Linked DNA regions of Homo sapiens: region 2 is linked to region 1. The links are chromatin loops, found by intact Hi-C in ENCODE. Cell type or tissue: gastrocnemius medialis. All regions are shown on one strand.

Region 1 (2,500 bases):
AGGAAAGGCAACCTAGGACTGCTTGCGAAAGGGGTAATGGGACAGCAGAAGACTCAAGATGGGGGTCTTGAACTGAGTTCAGTGCTGCTCTTTTATTGTTCCCCTCACTTGTCAGTAGGCAGTGCCCACCAGTTTCCATGTGGGATATGGTGCCAATAGAGGCAAGGCATTGAATGTTTAGGCTTCTACCTGCTACCCACCTACTGTGAAACTCTGGGCAAATCACTTTACCGCTCCCTGTCTCTGCTGACTCACTGGAACATAGGGACAAAGATAAGACACTTGCTTGAGAGTGAGACTAGAATCCAGAGGCCCTCCTGGATCAAGGAACCAATGAATGAGTGAGAGAACAAATGTCAGCCTGTCTCCCTGCCATTCTGAGCCTTATGTTCTCCATCTCAGCTCTGATGAAGAGACAACGTGGGTTCCTGGAAGATGGCCATACCACAGAGTGCATCTCCACCCTTATTGCATTCACCTCCCCCTCTCTCTTCTCAGGCCAGTTGCGTCTTCTCTTCTGGTCTTTATCAGCACACTGTTCCCCTCCTTTAACTCCTGCACTGCCTCCTCTTTTGGATAGGCACCTCCATCCTCTGAGTCACCCAAGCTAACACGCAGACTCTGCCTGAATCCTCCCTTTCTTCCATCTATCACCTTAGACATAATTGTCTGTTTCTTCCACTAACACGGGGAAGGGAACATGAAAGTGTGAATTAATGAGGAAGTAAATAAATGAACAGATGACTGTCCAGTCTCTATTCTCTTCTGTTCCCAGGCTCAGCATGGGCTGGGCTTACAGGAGGCATCAGGGGAGATCTGGTGGTCAAGGGTTCTCTCCACCAGAGCCTTCCCATGCTCCTCCTTAGGCACGGACACTTTTTCCAGGCTCAGGGCTCTTAGCTCTAGGAACCCTCTAGGTTAGGGCCAGCCCCTAAGACTATAACCTATGGTACCAGCCTTGGGAAAGATGTTCGATGGCTCTTCAGGGCCAGCACATAGATTGTGATTCTTGGTACCATATCTCAGGGTGCCCCTATAACACTCAGAGTCAGCTTCCTGGGGTTGCCGAGGGCTGGGGCATTGCCCAGCGCCTAGACATGGACAAGAGCACAGGATGGGTGGAAACGAAGGAAGTTCCTTTATCTGTGTCTTAGATTCATGGTTTCATCTGTCCTTGCCCCACACACCCCACCGCCACCAATTTGGTGGTAGATACAGCAGGCTCCAGCTCAGGTAGGCAGCATCATGCACCCCAAAGCCCTAGGAGCAGTCAGGTAGGCCAGTGGCGCTCAGGACACACAGCCCTCAAGCCCTAGGTTGGGTGTGGTCAAACTCATTTCTTGTCATCTCTTGCCCCCTGGTGCATGGTCACAGTATTGCAGCTTTCCAGGGTCCTCCCTTGTGACCAATTCGGTTAACATTTTCTGACTACCTATTCCAGGTCAGGCCCTAAGCCATACAGAATTCTGTTCTCAAGGTTTCAGTCCAGCCCTTGGTCAACTTTCTGATGAATCTTCCTTCTCTATTCTCCTCAAGCACCCCAAGGCCATGATCCATCATATAATCATCTTCTTTCTCTTTTTTGCTTCTGTCACAATTGACTGACAAATTCCCACCCTTGGATGAACTCAACTATGCCCTCTGTGTGTCTGCACTTATGCACCTCCGTGCTTCTAGAGAAAATCACACACATTGGCAGATTGTGTACCGCTGTAGGCTCATGATCTTCAGCCTCACCAAGGCACATCTCGCTGCTCAGGACTTCCGTGTTTGGTGTCTTTCCAGTCCGGTTCTCAGAATGGTGATTCGCCCTTTCCTCAAACTCCCCATGTCTTTCCATTTCCCTCTTGCTTTCTTTGTTAATACTCAATTTAGATGTTACAAGATATGGAATAGAAATTCCCTCATCCTCCCATCACTAATCCTTCGTATGCTTTCCTCTGACTGAACTCAGCTTTCTGCAAGCTAAAATGGCAGAAGTATCCCTTCTCCTTTCTAAGGCTGATGTCTTCATTTGTGTTCTGGATCCCATCCCATGCCACTTGCCCCTCCCTCCACCATCAATGAATCCCCCTTTCTACTTGACCAGTCCCATCACCATAGAAACTTGCGATATTTTCTGTCTTTACAAAAAACCAATCCTTGACTCCCACATCCCTCTCCAGTAAGTGTCACATTTCTCTGCCTGTGTTCAAGGCACTTGTCTGCATGTATTGTCTCCTCATCTTGTCTTCCCAGTATACCCAACAAGTTCAGCTTGTGTCCTTTTAAGAAGTCTCTCTCTCTCTCTCTCTCCACACATGCACAGAGGAAAGGCCATATGAGGACACAGCAAGAAGGCAGCCATCTGCAAGCCAGGAAGAGAGCCCTCACCAAGAACCAAATTTGCAGGCACCTTGATGGTAGACTTTTAGCCACCAGAACTGTGAGAAAAATGGATGCTTGTTGTTTACATCACCTAGTCTATGGTACCTGGATGTGGCAGCTTAAGCTGACTAAT
Region 2 (2,500 bases), 280 kb before region 1:
TTTCTATTTTAATGAAGAATGCTACTGTAATTTTGATAGAGATTGTGTTATATCTGTATGTTGCTTTGGGTGCTGTAGACATTTCAACAGTATTAATTCTTCCAATCCATGAACACAGGATATCTTTACATTTATTTGTGTCATCTTCAATTTCTTTCATCAGTGTTTTATACTTTTCAGTGTACAAGTCACTCATCGCCTTGGTTAAATTTATTCCTAAGTTTCTTTTTTTTTGAAATAGAGTCTTGCTCTGTCACCCAGGCCAGAGTAAAGTGCCCCAATCACTGCTCACTGCAGCCTTGACCTCTGGGGCTCAAACAATCCTCCCACTTCAGCCTCTTGAGTAGCTGAGATTACAGGCACGTGCCACCATGCCCAGCGAATTATCAAAATTTTTTTTTGTAGAGGTGGGGTTTTGCTGTGTTACCTAGGCTTGCGTCAAACTCCCGGCCTCAAGCCTCAGCCTTCCCAAAGTGCTGGGATTACAGGCATGAGCCACTGAGCCTGGCCCCTAAGTATTTTTTTTTAATGCTATTATAAATGAGATTGTTTTCTTGATTTCTTTTTCAGCTCAGTAAAGGATGCGGAAGTTTGTCAAGTGCTTTTTCTGCATCAACTGAGATGATCCTACTTGGTCATAATATATAATCTTTTTGATGTATTGGTTTTGTTTGTTTGTGACAGAGTCTTGCTCTGTTGCCCAGACTGGAGTGTGATTTTGGCTCATTGCAACCTCTGCCTCCCAGGATCAAGGGATTCTTGTGCCTTGGCCTCCCAAGTAGCTGGGACTATAGGCACACGCCACCACTCTCAGCTAATTTTTGTATTTTTAGTAGAGACTGGGTTTTGCCATGTTGGCCAGGCTGATCTCGAACTCCTGGCCTCAAGTGATCCGCCTGCCTCGGCCTCCCAAAGTGCTGGGATTACAGGTGTGAGCCACCACACCTGGCCTGATTATTGTTGAATTTGGTTTGAAAATATGTTATTGAGGAATTTTGCACCAGTGTTCATCAGTGATGTTGTCCTGTAGTTTTCTTGCTGTGTCTGTCTGGCTTAGGTATCAAGGTGATTGGAGCCTCTTAAAACGTGTTTGGAAGTATTCCCTCTAGCTCGATTTTTCACCCATAACAGAAGTTCCTATTCCAGCTGGGGAGGGCGCACTGGTCCGTTCGCCCTGCCTACCTCCTTCAGTGGTCTGGTGTCTGGTGCTGGTGGTCAGGGTTGCTGCACGGGCTCAGGGACTGGTGTGGCAGTGGCTTCCCTGGGCCAAAGCTCTGATCCCAGTGGGGGAGGGCACGCTGGTGCGTCGGCTCCACCTGGTTAGTTTGCTGGTCCACTGTCTGGTGCTGGAGGACAGGAGGCTGGCAGCTTTCCCAGATGCAAGCTCCGATTCCAGCGGGAGAGGGCACACTGCTCCACCTGTGGTGCCTGCCGAGTTCCCTGGTCTGGTGTCCGGTGCTGGTGGTCAGGGTTGCTGCGTGGGCTCAGGGACCAGTGTGACAGTGGCTTCCCTGGGCAAAAGCTCTGATTCCAGTGTGGGAGGGTGCACAGGTGTGTCTGCCTCGTTAGTTCCCTGGTCCACTGTCTCATGCTGGAGGACAGCAAGCTGGTCGCTTCCCGTGACGGAAGCTCTGATTCCAGCAAAAGAGGGCGCGCTGATCCACCCATGGTGCCTGCTGCGTTCCCAGCTCTGGTGTCTGGTGCTGGTGGACACGGTTGCCGCATGGGTTGGGCACTGGTGCCGCTGTCCGCCGTGGCTTCCCTGGGTAAAAGCTCCAGTTCCAGAGGCAGGGGCACTGAGTTTCTTCACTTAGTTTGTTCACCCAGCTTGTTGGCAGTTGATCTGAGGTGCCCTGACGCTTCGTCTTACACTGGATATGAATGACAGTCCCTAAAGGTGGTGTATAATCTTCATGTTCCAGCTCAAGAAATTCCCACTACCCACAGCTGGTTCTCTAGGATCTTCGGATTACGAGTCCCTGCCTGTGATCTTCCTCCTGCATAGCATCTCATTTGTGGATGTTTATAGTTTCAGGGACATAAGAGCGTTTGGATATGACTGTGCAGGTTCTGATTTTCTCTTTGTTTACTTTATTCCAGAAATGAAAGCTCATTAGCATCTACACTGAAGACGCTCCTGTTCTTCACAGCTTTAATGATCACTGTTCCTATTGGGTTATATTTCACAACTAAATCTTACATATTTGAAGGTAATCTTAGACCCATTAAAACAAGATGTTTTCCCCCAATTTAAGATTCTGTGCTTTTATGACCTCTTTATATCTTTAAACTGGGTATTCTTATTTTTTTCTTGTTTAGCTTTTCAAAAAATCATATTGCTCATAATGAGTCTTTATGAAATAACTTATTGTTTCAGCTTGACAGTTTTCCTATGGTTTTCTGTGAAATAGCTTGCAAATCCTTTCTCTTAGTACCTTTTAAAGAATAGGGGTTGGCTGACATGGGAGGAGGAATTTTGGGGGAATGGACTTTAGTGTCA

The links. A loop is a pair of places that touch in the nucleus more often than their neighbours do. Peaks named below come from ENCODE experiments on the same cell type or tissue, not always from the same donor. Only the 100,000 strongest peaks of a DNase experiment are listed, where the experiment ranks them.
Region 2: it touches region 1 in a loop (21-fold over the local background); 3 of 110 quality-filtered maps call a loop at or near these places.

Annotation. Positions count from the first base shown.
Region 1 is chrX:151,679,693-151,682,192 of GRCh38, forward strand. No RefSeq gene overlaps it. Among named protein-coding and RNA genes, the nearest start is that of PRRG3, 15 kb to the right of the region's middle. RefSeq lists a silencer at 1,306-1,445. In gastrocnemius medialis, CTCF peaks have their summits at 1,368 (motif pointing left) and 1,573; no DNase peak of the experiment used is centred here.
Region 2 is chrX:151,401,531-151,404,030 of GRCh38, forward strand. It overlaps VMA21 (vacuolar ATPase assembly factor VMA21), which reads left to right. Exons shown (of 3, transcript NM_001017980.4): 2 at 2,101-2,210. Among named protein-coding and RNA genes, the nearest start is that of VMA21, 5.6 kb to the left of the region's middle. In gastrocnemius medialis, no CTCF peak of the experiment used is centred here; a DNase peak (open chromatin) is centred at 1,391.